3 separate regions of the Homo sapiens genome follow, and all the other regions are linked to region 2. Evidence: read pairs that join two places in POLR2A ChIA-PET (ENCODE). Cell type or tissue: CD4-positive, alpha-beta T cell. All regions are shown on one strand. Links, peaks and the distances in the headings refer to the core of each region. The heading gives the core; the rest is flanking DNA.

Region 1 (5,910 bases), core at 1,293-5,292, 220 kb before region 2:
AAATGTTTATTAAAGTTCTTTGCCCATTTTAAAAATTGGACTGGTTTCTTTATTGCTGGGTTTTAGGTTACTTATATATTCTGAAAATTAAACCCTTATCAGATATATGGTTTGCCAATATTTCCTCCCACTCTATAAGTTATCTTAACACTTTCTTGTAATGTTCCCTTGGTGTACCAAAGTTTTAGATTTTGATGAAGTCCAGCTTATCTGTCTGTTCCTTGGTTGTTTGTGCTTTCGATGTCATAGTTAACAATCGATTGCCAAATTCAAGGTCATGAAGATTTATTTTTTCCGCTAAGAGCTTTATGGCTTTAGCTTTTATATTTAGGTTGTTGATCCACTTTGAATTAATTTTTATGTACAGTATGAGGTAGCCATTCTTGGAGAGTTTTAAGCAGACGAGTGCATGATCTAGTGTTTTTCTGCTTTGGTAGTCTCTAATGTTGTAACTGAATGCCATTGACTAGAAGGTCCCATGTAATCAAGTCAGTTAGATATAAACCTAAATGTACTAAGTGAATACTTATAGAAAAGTTTGATCTTTGCTTTTGTTTTTACCCCTGTAGAAGGATTCCTACTATCTTAATTTGTTAATGTTTTTGGAAGAATGATACATAAATACCACATAGTCAGAAGTCTGTTTCTACTAAAGAATAATTTTATTTTTTCTTTGTTTCCCCAGACACAGTTTCCCAAAATTCTTCTTTGTCTTATTGTCATGAAGCAAGAGGTACTCATCATTCCCAGAATCCTTCCCCAGGAAGCAGCAGCCCTCGGCCTTCTGTGGTTGGGCGCACAGGCCAGCGACCCAGAGGAGATGGCCAGGACTGGGATGCAGCGTCCTCTAGGTGACTGCTAGCAGTGTCTCTGGGGAAATGAGAAATGCCGGTTAACTTGTGTGTGTGTTAATTTCAGAAGGAGATAATTATTTTTCTGTCCTTTTTTTTTTTTTTTTTTTTGAAACATTAACACAGGTATAGGCCTTGTGTTAAACCCTGGCTTCATACTTTTTTTGACCATGATCCACGGTAAGGACAGATAAATATTACATCGCAACTCAGTGCTCAGTACTTGAACATATGCTCTGTTTATGTATATATATGTGTGTGTATGTGTCCCCCAAAACAAAATGTTCACATAATAGTATTCTGATACTATGTTTGACACACTGAACTATATTTTCAGTTCCGATTTCATTAGAAAAGAAATGATTCTGACCCAATAAATTGTTTTTACCAGCTGCAAACGGAATATGATCAAGTTTAAAAGAATAGCTTTAAATGATAGATACATTGTTGATAGTATTTTACACATATTTTTGTAAGTCTTATAACAAATGGATAAGTGTTTACTGTTAAAAGGAATGGTTGGAGAATTTTATAAAATAAGGACTCCTTCAAGGTGAACAATTTATGGTATTTGTTTGTGTAAATACAGATTTTTTTCTTTTTTTTTTTTTTTTTTTTGAGACAAGGTCTCACTCTCTTGCCTAGGCTGGAGTGCAGTGGCACGATTATAGCCTTGACTTCTGGGCTCAAGTGATCCTTTCGCCTCAGCCTCCTGAGTGGCTGGGACCACAGATGTGCACTACCATACTTGGCTAAGCCTTTTATTTTTTGTAGAGATGGGGTCTCACTATGTTTCCCAGGCTGGTCTCGAACTCCTGGGCTCAAGTGATCTTCCCATCTTGGCCTCGTAAAGTGCTGAGATTACAGACATGAGTCACCATGCTTGGCCCCCAGTGCTTGGCACCCAGATTTTCATACACCAACTCTGCTTAAAAGGATTGGTGTGGTATTTGTATGTTACCTTATCCTTGGGTGCAAATGTGTTAGAAACATATTAGTCTCTTTAGTGTCATTCTAAAAAATGTTCACTAAGTTAAGCATTGGTCTGTTGGCTTAATTATTTTCTTGCAATACTGCTACTACTGTTAACAAGCTAATACTGATTCATACCTGCTGTGTGTATGGTGTTATGCCCTGTGCTTTGCATACTTTGTCTCCTTTAGTTGTCCTAGAATAGGATTGATATTATATATAGCATTAGTATTATTATTATCATCCTCATTGAGGTTTAGAGAGGTTAAGAGCATAACAGTTGGTAAAGAGCAGAGCTAGGGTTAAATAAAATGATAGGAGAGTCTATGCTCTTAGTCCTTATATTGTAGTTGGTTGTTCAGCCATGTTTTTCTCTTTCTCCTGAAGCCTTTCTGCCTCATTCTCTTGTGTGCTTCATGCTTCTAAGTTTTCACTCCTGAGTGAACAGCTTCCTCACTGAAACTTCCTTTCAGAGTTACAGAGAAGCCCGAGTTGTTTCCATATTTTGGGGTGCTTGGTATCTTGAAATTGAAGAAACGACAAAGTTGGTTTATAATTTGGGCAAATTTAAATGTTCCATAGCATTAATATGTCTCTTGTGATCCAGCTTCGGTTGTGGATAACATCAAAAGACAAAATTTTGAGGCTCTTTGTAAGTGTGAGGCTCTAGCCTTTCTACACTTTTTAAATCCTTACTCCAGCACTTTACATCCGAGGTAAGAACTTTTTAATGAAGAAAGCCAAGGACAATGGGATGTTCCGTTTTTTTGGGTGCATTTTTGAAGTCACTACATGATGTCGAATGTACTAAGTGAAGTAATACATTTCCCATGAGGTTTTTCTAGAAACATCCTTCATTTACTAACACTGGCTTACTCAGAACAGTGGTGAAACTCAGAAAATCTAGGAAACGGTATGAACTATTGGTTTTGTCTCTACACGTTGATTACAGAAGAGCTTTCCTATAAATCTGCTTATTTCCTTTTGGAAATGAATGGGTTATCAGTGCTAATATTGATTCCTACTATAGGAATGTTGACATGTTTTGAGATATCAGCCTGACAAGCAAAATATAGATGCATTTTTGGCTTCATTTACAATTTAGAGTCTTTTTTTTTTTTTGAGATGGAGTCTTGCTCTGTCGCCCAGGCTGGAGTGCAGTGTCGCTATCTCAGCTCACTGCAACGTCTACCTCCTGGGCTCAGAAGATTCTCCCGCCTCAGCCTCCCCAGTAGCTGGGATTACAGGTGTGTGCCACCATGCCCAGCGAATTTTTTTTTTTGTATTTTTAGTAGAGGTGGGATTTCACCATGTTGGCCAGGCTGGTCTTGAACTCCTGACCTCAGGTGATCTGCCCGCCTTGGCCTCCCAAAGTGCTGGGATGACAGGCATGAGCCACCACTCCTGGCCTTGAGTCATCTTTATGGAATTTAATTTCGTAAATTTGTCAAAGTTTCTACAAATCTGACCAGAGTTGAATGAAGCAGTAGAGTTGTGACTTGTATGAGGCTTCTAATATGCGAGGCAGCAGATATGCAGTAAATCTGTTTGGGGATTGTTTCTGTATGCAAGGTTTATCATTTGTTTATCTTGCAGTGGAAGTAGTAGTCATGCTCATGTAAACTCCAGGATATCCGTTCATTCACCTTTGGATATGGGACACATAGATCTGCCAGAGCTGGAAACTGAAGACACATTGGAACTACAATTCCAGCAGCTCAGTCTTCCCCAGTTTTGTGTCTCCATTCTGGAATCAGCTGTTCCTCTCTTAAGAACAGGTTAGTTGTTTTAGAAATCGTAATTCTGATATAATTTGTGTCTGTTTTGTATTTCGTTAGGATTTTCCTTTTTTTCTCTTCTATGTTAGGGCCTTTGGAATCTGTATTTACTTATCTTTTGGGATATAAATTTCTAAAAACCTAATAAGGTCTTTATTATTTTTAAATTAAATGTGGATGCCTTGGAGGGCTATTCAGCTTGCCCTTCCATTTTATGAGTTTTTATTGGCACAGGCTTTCATGCTTATTTTTTTTTTAGAATTTTTATCTATTTTTTGCATTTATTCTTGCTGTCATCTATTTTTTTCTTTTTTTTTTGGACTGTATGGCTATTTTAAATTTGAGCAGTGACAACATTCAGCAACTGGAATAAGGTATAAAAGGTGGACTGGCATGAATAGACCAGAATAAAAAAATCTTTGGCTTTTGCTCTTTGGAAACTTTTTGATTAGCTGTCAGTTGTTTACTCTTCCCATTCATTTCTTGCTACTTAAGCCACTTAACATGTTAAAAACAAAACTCCAAAACTGGATTCTTACCTTTGTAGTAATTTTTCTTAAAAAAGCCACAAATATTTTGAGATCCCATTTTTGTTCAGATGTACTAGGAAAATTTGAAGAGGTTGACTGAAATATACACTGGTATTTAATTGTAATTGTACTGAACAATGGTAACAGCAATAACAATATGACAGAGGTCTGCTGAGTCTAGTAATGAAACAACAGTTAGCACGTGTCCCTACTGGGTTCTGCCTTCATACTTGGTTTTGTGTGCATTATTTCGTGTATTTTTCATATCAACCCATTTTGTTTTTTCACTGGTAGTTAACTAATTTTATCTCCATTTTTACAAATGATGAAGCTGAGTTTTTGAGTGGTTTAGAAACTTGCCTGAAGTCAAACGGCTAAAAGCAGGGACTTGAACCACGATTCTTTTGAATCTAAAGTCCATGCTTTTAAATACTTTAGCATTTTGCAAGGTGTAAAGAAAGTTTTAGAAAGAAAACAGTCATGATTTTTATTCTCAAAATCTATACATTTTCAACGTTTGATAAACTCATCAGGATATAAATAAGATAACCAAGTTTTGCCCTTTTTACTTTATACTGGCAAAGTAAAAATATATATTCCAAGTTAATGGTTCTTTAAGTCCCATGTCTATTTTTTGCCACTTGGAGGTGATGGAGGAGAAAGAAGCAGGAAGGTATATATTTGGAAAACATTTAAAATGTTTTTATCCTGAGGAAAACTGTGTACTCATACTTTTTACTCAGTAAGTGCTTCTACTAGCTGGAACTATATATTAATTCATATACTAATAATGTGAAATGAAGAAAGATCTGAACTTTGGCATCATAAAGTACATATGTTTATCTGTCTGGTAAGCTGAGAAGAACAGTCTTAGACTTTAATGATTTTGCATTTAACCTTTCCTTAATTTGCTTTAAAAAGTCAGATTGATAATTATAAAGCTATATCTTGGTACATAAAAACTAAATGTTCTCCTGCCCTTTTGTGGTAAATTATGGCATGATTTGTAACTGTTCAATATCGTAAGAGATTTGTAAGAGAATTTGGTCCAGCTCTTCTAGTGAAAAAATTAATCTAGATCCTTCCAATCTGGTAGTTTGTTTTACTTTGATTCATTAGAACTTAACCTTTGGGATGCGGGGTGGGAAAGTCTCGTGTGAATGTTCGTCTCACACAGGATAATGGAAGTGGAGTCTTTGTTATTCTGTCTCTGTGGAGAAAGGAGGTTGCTCTGGTGGGTGTGACTTTGGGAAGTTTTTTTGAGTTTAAGGTGAGTACAAATAGTTTCTTTAGCAAATGTTAGCATGTTCATTTATTCCTTTAGTTGCTCCAGTCCAAGCTTAGCTTCCCAGGCAACTCCTGTGTGGGAAAATACTAATTTATGAGAAGGCTCACGCCTTCTAGTACTAAGTAGAAATTATTGGAATACGTTTTCTAAACCTTTCTGGTGCTTTGTCACATATTACGTGTAAAATGGATGGTCCCTAAATTCGAAAAATTATTTTAATCTATCTCACAGTACTTGTTAGATTATTGCTACTTTCAATATCTTTTCCAATTATAAATGTATTTGATTTGTTATGTAGTAAAGTAGTACTGTGACTGGAACAGAAGCCTTCAGTGTGATTGTAAATTGTGATTTCTCTACAGTTCTAAGAACATTAGAAAAAAAGAGAAAATGTTGGAGCATGACTAACTAGAAAATTGAGCAATATGATATTCAGCTGATTATTTTAAAGTTAAGTAACTTCTTCTCCTTTACTTTTTTCTGTTTGTATT
Region 2 (5,910 bases), core at 1,132-5,131:
GTGCACTCTAGGATCTTCACACAATAAGAAGGTTGCCTAATGACAGATTTCTGAGAATGGATTCCTATTGTTCAGCGATGTGCGATTGTTCAGTACGTTCTCACTTAGCATCATTGATAGGTTCTTGGAAACTGTGGCTTTAAGTAGAACAGCATGTAACAAAACTAATTTTACCATAGGCTAATTGATATAAATAAAAGTTAAGTTTTGATGGCATATTTCTAGTCACAAAAACATCACCAAACTTCTAAATAAAGACCCCAAACACTTATAATATTAAACATTGAAATAAATGTGAGCTATACGTACTTTGAAGAAAGATGAATAAAGACAAGCAAGATAATTATTTACCCAATTATTTAAGTTCAGGGTTTTGGGAGGCCAGATTCCATCCCAGCAGCTCAGGGTGCAAGGCAGGAACCAGCCCTGGACAGGACGCCGTTCCATCACAGGGTGCACTCACACACACCGACACTCACCCAGACTGGGACCATTTAGACACGCCAGTGAAGCTAACCTGCACAGCTTTGGGATGTGGGAGGAAAGTGGAATATGTGAAAACCCATGCAGACGTGGAGACAGTATGCTAACTCCACAAGGACAGTGGCCCCAGCCAGGCTTCCATTTTTTTTTCTCATCAATATTACAATGAAATGTCATTGAATAAAATGACATTACTTGTGGACCGGTGTAGTTTGAGAAACAGTGGGTTAAACTAAGCTCGATAAACTTCTTTGCTGCTGAACTTACCAGAGCTTTTAATGTGCTGTGTTGAGTGATTTCTGTGTCTACAAAATGGGAATAAAGTCTGTAGAATTTCCTAATCCTGTTTATCCACGTAATGAACATTTTCCAAGATGTCAGTGGCAATTGGAGGATGCACTTTGGGAATCATTGCGTTAGGCAGTTTGTTCATTTACATCTCGGACTCAGGGGGTATCATAAAGGGAATCACTGACCCACAGAACTGTAGCTGGCTTCCTAACTGCTGTGATGCTTATTTTATTATGTGTTGAGTGGGGGGAAAATACCTCCCATGGGTGGGCTGTGAGGTGTTGAGGTTAAAAGTGTGGGTCTACAGTCAGATATCTGGGTTGAAATCCTCGCTTTGCTACCTAGAGGGTGAGGGAGGACATTGGGAAAATTACTTAACCACTCGGTGCCTCAGTTTCCTCAAATGTAGCATGAAAATAGTAGCAATTCCTGCTCTCTAATATTTTAAAAACAGTTAAATGAATGAAACATATAAAGCATTAGAGGGTGTCAGACACATAGCAACCATCCAGCGGTCACAATCTGGCATGTGAATCATCAGAGCATTAAGTGAGATGGTTTGTGAGGCATCTGTCTGTCAATACTGTTACTCTGAAAGCATTCATTCGGAATGTGGACCTGAGGGAAGGCTGTTGTAGGATGATTTAGGAGAAGGTGAATCTCTGACTCCGTAATGGATTCTTTGAGAACTAGGAATAGTGAGAATGGAGGTGGAGAGGCAGAGGTCGCTCTTACAAATATTTTCATGGAGACTCTTCAGGAGTTGGTGGTTGAATATGAAACGTAAAGAGGACAAGCCAAAGATGGCATCAAGATGGAGCCTCTGTGTTGGGGGAGTGGCCTCCAGGAATGATGTGTGTCCTGGATATCAATGTGTAAGACAAGATTTTAGTGTTCTAGTTAAAAATGATAGATATTTCAGTTTTTGGTTTTAATAAATGCAGGAAAATTAAGAGTTTCAGCCCATTTATGCACACACCTGAAACCTGATCAATGTTGGCGAAGGAACAATCTGATTACACAGTTGTACTACAAGGAAAATTATGCCCATGATGCAACTTTGAACTTTGAGGACATCGCAGCTTTTTATTGAGGGCACTGAAGTGGAGGAATGGCTCCTCTGAGAGGAAATTAAGCAAGAGAAAGGCATGCTGGTGCTCAGAATGAAGAAGAGAAACAATGCAAGAAGGAAGAATTGAAAAGGTCCCTAGGGAAATCAATATGCATAAATTAAAGAATGGGAGAAGAGGAAATGTGATTGCCATAGCAGAGAAAATTTAAGTAAATATGATCTTAGTAAAATGACTTAAAATAAGCCAAAGGTATAAAACATAACTCACTCTGCATATATAATAATGGACTTTAACCCAACTTTGTTTTCATCTTATTTCTCGTTTTCTTGGATAGTGCTTGTGGATCCTAACATTTGGAAACCCATGGAAGCCCAGAATACCACTATTAGAAAGGAAAAAGTCTAAAAGCATTTGAACAACAAATATTTTAGTGGATTGGTATCTTTAGTTGATAACATATTAAATGTGTGTGTATTGTTTAACTTTAGTTGAATATTCTTGTTTAACTTTAGTTGAATATTTTTTCTTCTGTCTTTATTTTTCATGATCTTTTCCTTCAAAGTATCTTCCCAGCAGTCCTCAAACCAGAGCAGTGAACACCTTGAATGAGTGGATTTTCCCAGATAATTCTGCTTGTTTCTGTGCCAAGCACTAGGGCTTGGAATAAACCTGAGTCAATGCGTTTGGGAATAAGCCTGAGTCAATGCTTTTGGGAAGAAGAAAGGAAATTAATTTGTATCTGGCTGGTGTGGTAGGCAGAATAATGACCCTCCCAAGGATATCCATATCCGAATCCCTGGAACCTGTAAATATATGACTTTTCATGACAAAAAGGACTTTGCACATGTGACTAAGGTTAAGGACCTTGAGGTGGAGAGATTAGTTTAGCCTAGATTATTCAAATTTGCCTAGTGTAATCCCAGAGTCTTTAAAGTGGATGAGGGAGGCAGAGTGGAGTCAGCAGGAGATGTGAAGAGGGAAGAAGGTTCAGGTCAGTGCCATGCTGCGGACTTAGAGATGGAGTGGGGCCATGAGCCAAGGAAAGCAGCTGCCTCCAGAAGCTGGCAGAGGCAGGGAGCAGGTTCCCTCTTGCCTGGAGCCTTCAGAAGGGCACACAGCCCTGCTGCTACTTCCATTTGAGCTCTGTGAGACCCACACTGGACTCCTGACCTAACATTTATTTTTATTTAAACTACTAAATTTGTGGTAATTTACAGTGGCATGTAGAGAATGAATACAGCAGCTCTTAATACCTACATTGTGCCAGACAGAGAGAGAGAGAGAGAAACCGAGGAACTGCTAGATAAGACAGACACAGAGAAAGAGATAAGAGCAGTGCAGAACTGCCCAGATAGCTGCCCTGCAAAATTATGAGCTGCTTTTGTTTAAGCCAGGTGTCCCCAGCCCCCAGGCAGTTGACTGATACCAGTCTGTGGCCTTTTAGGAACCAGGCCGCACAGCAGGATGTGAGCGGCGCTAGAGCAAGTGAAGCTGCATCTGTATTTACAGCTGCTCGCTGTTGCTCACATTACCACCTGAGCTCCGCCTCCTGTCAGATCAGCAGCAGCATTAGATTCTCATAGGAGCACGAACCCTATTGTGAACTGCGTGTGAAGGATCTAGGCTGCAGCCTCATTATGAGAATCTAATGCCTGATGATCAGTCACTGTCTCCCATCACCCACAGATGGGATTGTCTAGTTGCAGGAAAACAAGCTCAGGGCTCCCACTGATTCTACATTATGGTGAGTTGTATGATTATTTCATTATATATTACAACGTAATAATAATAGAAATAAAGTGCACAATAAAGGTAATGTGTTTGGATCATCCCGAAACCATCCCCTCTCCCTGGTCTGTGGAAAAATTTTCTTCCACGAAATTGGTCCCTGGTGCCAAAAAGGTTGGGGACCACTAGTAGGCCACTAAACTTTGGGGTAGTTTGTGATTTCGTGACAGGTAAAATAGATATAGATGAGATCAGTTCTGGCCAAGGAGGCACGAAAGCGTCTGCAGTGAAGGTTTTTCTTGCTGGTGAAGGAGCCTCACAGGAAGGAACGGGTTGTGCTTTTCTGCCTCTGGACCTTTCCCTGAGGATGCTCTGTCAGAGCCGCAGCATCGTCCTGGAGGGACAGGGAAAGAGGATATGCTGTACTGTGTGCCTGCAGTGGGCAGAGGAGCTGTGGGTGGGAACCCCAGGCAGTGGCCACATTCACCTCGGTTTCCCTTTCAACAAGGCTGACTGACATTTCCCTCTCTAGCAATGTATTAGACCTGAGGTATCAGTTAAAGGCTAGTCGGGAAGAAGGAAAAAAATCTAGACACTTATTCAGAATAGCATTTAAAACAGAGGGTGAGGGAGCTGTGAATCTGAAGGCCTGCATGCACAGGCTTGAAGGAGTCTCCTGAGTTCAGATTGACTTGGAGGTTTCAACAAGTCAGAAGTTCCAGCACTGGAAGAATCCACTGGCCCATCTACAGCTGTCTCCAGCCCGGGTGCAGGGAGTTTCCGGGAAGATCCCAGAAAGGAGGCTGCTTCAAGTCGCCTCTGTGTAAAGTCCTCACATCTACTCACCACAGCTAAAGAAGAACAACAAGCATACATTTCCACAAGTGGAATTGTGACAATTGTGACTGTCAGTTTGACAGAAATGAAATCCTACTTCTCTTCTGATTTCCAGACCTCATGCAAGTGCCTTTGGTTGACAGAATCTCATTTGGAATCCCGCTGCCAGGGTTTCTGGCAGGTGCAGCATCCAGTCTTCCAGCCCCTAGATACAGGGCTCTTAGGGTGGCCGTAGAGTTTGTCATCCAAATCAAGACACGTTTGAAAATGAAATGCAAGCTTGGTAATAAATACAACAAGGTGAATATTGGACTGGTTTCAGGGAGCCCAAGCGATGTGATGCAGAAAGCATAGACAGAGAGGATGGTGCTGCTTTGCAGGAGGCAGGCTGGTGCATCTGGTCAACCGTGGCATTCTATCTCCTTCTGGGATGGAGTGAGGGCCCAGCAGGAGAAAGCCTTAAGCTCTACCTTTGAGCCAGCACTTGTATTTATTAAGATCTTATTGGGCATTTTGGCACTTCCCTCCCGCTCTTTATTTATTATTTATTTTTTATTATACTTTAAGTTCTATAAGTTCTAGGGTACATGTGCACAACGTGCAGGTTTGTTACATATATATACATGTGCCATGTTGGTGTGCTGCACCCATTAACTCATCATTTACATTAGGTATATCTCCTAATGCTTTCCCTACCCCCTCCCCCCCCCCACAACAGGCCCTGGTGTGTAATGTTCCCCTTCCTGTGTCCAAGTGTTCTCATTGTTCAATGCCCACCTATGAGTGAGAACATGCGGTGTTTGGTTTTTTGTTCTTGCGATAGTTTGTTGAGAATGATGGTTTCCGGCTTCATCCATGTCCCTACAAAGGACATGAACTCATCATTTTTTGTGGCTGCATAGTATTCCATGGTGTGTATGTGCCACATTTTCTTAATCCAGTCTATCATTGATGGACATTTGGGTTGGTTCCAAGTCTTTGCTATTGTGAATAGTGCCGCATTAAACATACGTGTGCATGTGCCTTTATAGCAGCATGATTTATAATCCTTTGGGTATATACCCAGTAATGGGATTGCTGGGTCAAATGGTATTTCTAGTTCTAGATCCTTGAGGAATCGCCACACTGTCTTCCACAATGGTTGAACTAGTTTACAGTCCCACCAACAGTGTAAAAGTGTTCCTATTTCTCCACATCCTCTCCAGCACCGGTTGTTTCCTGACTTTGTAATGATCACCGTTCTAACTGGTGTGAGATGGTATCTCATTGTGGTTTTGATTTGCATTTCTCTGATGGCCAGTGATGATAAACATTTTCTCATGTGTCTTTTGGCTGCATAAATGTCTTCTTTTGAGAAGTGTCTGTTCATATCCTTTGCCCACTTTTTGATGGGGTTGTTTTTTTTTTTTTTTGTAAATTTGTTTGAGTTCGTTGTAGATTCTGGATATTAGCCCTTTGTCAGATGAATAGGTTGCAAAATTTTACTCCCATTCTGTAC
Region 3 (5,910 bases), core at 1,148-5,147, 120 kb after region 2:
CTTTTAATAGATATTGGAACAAGAAAGGAATTTCTTAAGTCAAATGGTACTCAAAGGACAGTCATTAAGCAAGATTAGACTAAGTATACCTGCCTCATGGCTTGAGGAATACGCTTCCTCTCCGGATGGTGAGCCAAATCTTACAGAAGGGACCAAATCTTACCCATTTTTGAATTCCCAGTAATTAGAACATTCAGCTCATGCTTTTAAAATTGAATTTCTGAATAATATTTTCCCCCTTTGGCTTTCTCATAACCAAAGTTTGCAAATATTCAGGGAGTATTGAATATTTAGAATGGATCTCTGTAATTCACACATGAATAGAAAGTAACAATGAGGCCAGGAGTGGTGGCTCGTGCCTGTAATCCCAGCACTTTGGGAGGCTGAGGCGGGTGGATCACTTGAGGCCAGGAGTTCAAGACCAGCCTGGCTAACATGGTGAAACCCCGTCTCTTCTAAAAATACAAAAATATTAGCTGGTTGTGGTGGCACTCGCCTGTAGTCCTAGCTACTTGGGAGGCAGAGGCAGGAGAATCGCTTGAACCTGGGAGATGGAAGTTGCAGTAAGCCAAGATCGTGCCCCTGCACTCTAGCCTGGGAGACTGCATCTCAAAAAAAAAAAAAAAAAAAAAAAAAGACAATGAGTGTATGTTTGTCTTATATGCAAGTTTGTGTCAAGAGAGGAAGAAATAGAGGATTTTTTTAAAATGAGGTTTTAAAAATGTATAGAGCTCAAGTAGCAACAGATACATTTGGAGTTCTGTTAGATTATGGCATCTAATAAATTTTTTCTTTTTTTAAAAAAGAGGCTTTAAAACATTTATACAATTCAAATAACAAGAGACAATTTTGGAGTTAGGTTAGACTGTGTGTCTAATAATTTTTTTGTGATTAAAATGCAGCCTATTTGTTGGGTGGGGTGGCCGGGGCGGGGAAGAGAAAGAGGAGAAGGAGGAGGAGGAAGAAGGAAAGAGAAGTTCAGACATAGCTTTGAGAAAGGAATTTAGGGAGCTAGTGAGGATGGTCTCTCTTGTCTTCCTTCCTTCCTTCTATCCATTTTCATGTCTCCTACAGAAAGCCATGTACATATTTGCTGCCACAGCTCCATACTGTCATTGATGCATATCAAATGGAATTAAAAGGAGGCAAGAAGAAAGATCAGGAGATATTGTTTGTCCTCCACTCATGTTTTGGAGGTAGCAGTTACGCAAAAAGTAGTGATTGACTGGCCTTTGAGATCAGATGAAATCAGCAGGCTAATACCCTAGAGATACCTACATATTAGTGTAATTCATACTTCCATGAATGTTTTGATATTCTATGCAGCTCTTACTCAAATATTTATTTTAATAATTCACCATATGGATGCTAATATTAGATAAATCTTTTAAAAATATATTTCTTGACTAAACTGGAAGTAGAAAGAGTTGATGTTCTTTGTACATTACGAAAATAGCAGCATAATTGCTATTGAGCTGTGCCTCGTGACGTATATTTATTAAATACCTTCTTTGATGTTAGCTCTAAGCTTATATAAACCTTTACATTATTTCTAAATACATTTTCCCAAGTAAATATAGTCTCCATGATTTTAATAGTGACAAAAAGGGAAAGAAAATTCATCAAGTTCATACAACCAATTTGTTACGAAAATGTATCACTAAAAATTCATATTCAGAATAAGCTGTATTTCATTCAATATTGACAAAGAATGGGTGATTTCATCATCATTGCCACCCCTGAACATTTTTCAAACTTCTATTGGCTGCATAAAATGGAAAGGTCTCATACATTTTTCATTGTTTTCTTCAATTCATGAATTTGGCCCAGACTTACCCATTGAAGGGCATTTTTAACAGTACTGACTGCTTGATTCCTTTTCTCTCACCTAGTTTGATTTCTCTGATATTATTGGAGCTTCACACTCTCTTTAAAAGCATTATTCTCTAAAAGGAAAAATACTCATAACAAATTAATCTAGTAAGCCCATAAGAAATGCCCAGCTAATATTTAAAGGTTAAGTTTGAAAAACAGATTCTGTAAGTGTATTTCTAGACAGGTCTAAATCTGAGTGGCAAAGGCTACTTAATCATGGGCTGAAAAATAAAAGAAGCCATTGATAACAGCATGATAGTCACAGCTGCATGCATTTCACTTTTGAAGTTAAATCTTTATCTACCAAATGATGTTTATTTTCAATTTTTTTTTTTTTTTTTTGTCTATTAGCAGAGTTCTGTAGGAAAAGCCATTGTCTAGCTGTGCAACATTATGCAAGCCAGTTAAGCTCTCTGAATATCTTTTTTTTTCTTTGAGGGCGAGTCCCACTCTGTCACCCAGGCTGGAGTACAGTGGCACGATCTCAGCTCACTGCAACCTCCGCCTCCCAGGTTCAAGCGATTCTCGTGCCTCAGCCTCCTGAGTAGCTGGGATTACAGGTGCCTGCCACCACGCCCAGCTAATTTTTGTATTTTTAGTAGAGACGGGGTTTCACCATGTTAGCCAGGCTGGTCTTGAACTCCTGGCCTCAAGTGATCCACCCGCCTCAGCCTCCCAAAGTGTTGGGATTACAGGTGTGAGCCACCGCGCCCGGCCTGGATATCCGAAAGTGTTAATCTCTAGTGTCATTTTCCATATTAAATTCTATAATTCCTTCAGACCAGAGTCAACCTAATAAAAATTCAATTATATTAAAAGATGGAGTTAGGAAAACGTTGGAAATACATAATAAATTATCGGTAACCTTTCATTTAATAAAGGGCCTTCTTTCACTTTATTTTCAAAATAGCAAGCTAATAAGTGAAGGAATAAGTAACATTTTAAACATTAGCAGAATATGATTGTCAGAATTTTGTTTAATTACATAGTTACATTTCATCACATGATAACAAAAGTATAAGAAAACCAAGTAATATTACAGTGTTAGCTTTATGAAATAACTTGTGGGTAAAACCATCAATTTAGTTGTTCAAAATCTCAGCCATGCAAAGTTGTGATGTAAAGTAGTATTTTTGAACTGCTTTACCTTTAAGTGATGGAGCAAACTTTAATAGTGCACAACCTCATAGCAATATCATTTGTAAATTTTTTAGAATTATGAATAAGACATTGTTAACAATAGGTTTATTTATTGATGGTTAAGATTAAAAACTACGACTTCAGAAGAAGGTAATTTTTCAATTATGTATTTCATGTATTTTTACCAAGGGGAAAAATCACACAGACAGATTTAAAAATAATTTAATTTCCTAATTTTATTATTGCCTCATTATTATAATATTTTCTGTTCTGCTAGAAATTCACATTTCAGTTCCAGGGACAGCTGTTGCTTTGCATCTCATCCCAAAACGTAGTTCAGCTAGTTTTTAAGTACAGATGTCCCCAAATTATCATTTATCTAGAATAGATTGTTACTAAAAATGAAGTATGCCAAATCATGTATTTTCCAACAGAAGCAAATTTATAATGGGTGTTTTATTTCTTAACAAGGGCCTAATGTCCAAAGTTATTTCTTATCAAAATGATCATAAACATTATATTGAACCAACTACAGATGACATCGCTTTATGATGTACAGTATAAGACTTCACAAAGTATATATAAATTAATTAAATAAAGATTTACAAAAAGCAAATATATAACACATTATTTAATATATTTTAGAGATTCATAGGGATAAGGATTTTGCAGGATGGGGTAATTCTGTGTGAATCTATTAAGGAAAAGATAACTTCAGTGGAACACACAGAGTGGGTCAAAAGCCAAAAATGTGTGTGTGTGTGTGTGTGTGTGTGTGTGTGTGTGTGTGTGTGAGCATGCACTAAGGTTGGGGTGGAGGGGGCCTCTGCAGGTCTTGGAAAGTCTCCTGTCATCTGCAGTAAAGATGGAACTGGCTTTTATGTCAGGGAGCAGCCTGAGTTGTTGATGTCATTTATGTACTGCTTGCTATAACTAAAGTAATACAGTATTTTGTAACTGGAAAGAATCATACTCTGTTATCAGCTTTCACAACAAAGTTGGAGCTCCCACACTCTACCTGCTGATACATATATATATATTTTTTTTTTTTACAAGAGTAAGCATTATTTCTTGAACTATGCACTATACATGTGAATCTGAATTTGATTTCAAATTATTTCATATTGACATATTTTGCTCATTTCTGATGCAAATTTAATATCAAGATACTACTATCATTCTGTTCTTTATTTTCCCTGGCTTTCAGTCCCTCTGTAAAATAGTTAATGATCTGGAACTACTTTCTCAACCATTTTCAGATGTTTTCTTTGAGAGAAATCCTGCAGTGACTTAAAAAAATTAAATCATTATCTCAGTTTCCTTCTTTGCCTGACTTTGGGTTTCTGAATTTCGGACATCTGATAATAAGCAACTCTTTTGAGGCTGTGGGTCTCTTGAGGGAATTAATAGAACAATTCAATCCTAACATTAGCACAGCTACAGGCTGAGAGTGTAGACCTTGCTCCATTCGATGTTCAATTCTGTGCTGACAGAAAGGGTTGATTTTATGCTCACAGTCTAAAATCATCCTAAAAGCAGGAAAGAGTGAGGAACTTAATTGTTTCAACTGCTAACATGGGCCCAAAATAATGATTAGAAAATTTAAATCCATTCATTCTTCTGACAACTGGAATGTGGAGTTCAGACTAGGGAAGCAGGCATGGAAGATAACTTAAAAAAAACTTACTAGTTAAACAGAATTGTTAGAGGGAATATTTCTACTACAAATGTATTTTTCCTCTCCCCTTCAAATATTAATATTTACAAGATGTTAAAATCTTAAGGTAGGAGAAAAGTGTCTGAAAATTACAAGTATAATGTGGTTTTCATATTATTTAGTAATTTTAACATATTTCTTATTTAAACTTCAGTTAATTTAAATCATTGTCTACTGAAGATTATCAGGAAAAACCTAATATATAAGGTATTATAATGTAAAAAAGTCATTTCCCCAATTCTTGTTGATAATGGAAGCTTCTTGAGGCTCACATGAAAAAAATGTAGCCCTGATGTTATCAATTATGCAACAAAGTTGTTAAAAATGCCATAAATAATGACACCGTAAAGTGCTAGAAAGTGATAAAGATTCCAAAAATTATAATCACAATTACTATGTGATTGTGATGAATTAGTAGGACTGCTAAACACAAACACCTACTTAATGTGTTTTACTTTGACTACCACTTTAGGATAAGATTGAATTTCAAAGAACTGGATGACAATATATGAGTAAATAAAGCTTATACCAACCATTCATGACCTACCAGAAATCTAATGAATTGCCCCATAACACCTCTCTACTGATACAGCTGGTGATGAGTTCAGCAAGAGTAGAGGCATCTGAAAATCTGGGAAAACACTTAAATGTACAAGGGTTTATTTATTTTGAGGCCATATGGCATTTCTCAGCTCCCACTATGTCAAACTGGGAGATGCCATGGAGCCAAGGAAACATTCCTAGATCAGGACCCTGGAACTACGAGAAACAATTCTTGGCTCTTTCTTTGCCGTTAAACAAATTACAGCATCCATGGGTTTCAGTTTTCTCCCAAGGGAAACATAAAGTGGGACCTTGATTCTACATGACCTTTAAGGGTGCTTCTAGATCTAGCTAGCATTCCACCTGCCTGGGAAATGTGCCCAACTTCCATAAGAGTCTATAAACTGTCTAGTGCCTCCTCTGCTGGCATAATTGCACGAATGCTACAATAGTCACATTCTTCAGTAAGAAGGTAAGGATTTGTGGCAGGTCTGCAGAGAAAATGTGGGCAATCTTCCAAATATGTTAATAGAGAATGCACACATGAGAGTGTGAGCTTGTCTCACAGATCCAGCCCCGCACACCAGTCTCACCGATAATTTATGTTCATGATAAAATTCAAATGAGGTTGGCTA

What was found. ChIA-PET counts read pairs that join two places held together with the same protein. Peaks named below come from ENCODE experiments on the same cell type or tissue, not always from the same donor. Only the 100,000 strongest peaks of a DNase experiment are listed, where the experiment ranks them.
Region 1: POLR2A ChIA-PET joins it to region 2 with 5 read pairs; 2 of 35 experiments call an interaction of 5 or more read pairs at or near these places.
Region 3: POLR2A ChIA-PET joins it to region 2 with 5 read pairs; 6 of 35 experiments call an interaction of 5 or more read pairs at or near these places.

The regions. Positions count from the first base shown.
Region 1 is chr18:70,188,229-70,194,138 of GRCh38, reverse strand. It overlaps RTTN (rotatin), which reads left to right. Exons shown (of 49, transcript NM_173630.4): 8 at 686-851; 9 at 3,420-3,601. Among named protein-coding and RNA genes, the nearest start is that of RTTN, 15 kb to the left of the region's middle. In CD4-positive, alpha-beta T cell, for the core only: no CTCF peak of the experiment used is centred there; no DNase peak of the experiment used is centred there.
Region 2 is chr18:69,965,657-69,971,566 of GRCh38, reverse strand. No RefSeq gene overlaps it. Among named protein-coding and RNA genes, the nearest start is that of CD226, 21 kb to the right of the region's middle. In CD4-positive, alpha-beta T cell, for the core only: no CTCF peak of the experiment used is centred there; a DNase peak (open chromatin) is centred at 3,326.
Region 3 is chr18:69,845,919-69,851,828 of GRCh38, reverse strand. DOK6 (docking protein 6) reads right to left here. Exons shown (of 8, transcript NM_152721.6): 8 at 2,742-5,910. Among named protein-coding and RNA genes, the nearest start is that of CD226, 99 kb to the left of the region's middle. In CD4-positive, alpha-beta T cell, for the core only: no CTCF peak of the experiment used is centred there; no DNase peak of the experiment used is centred there.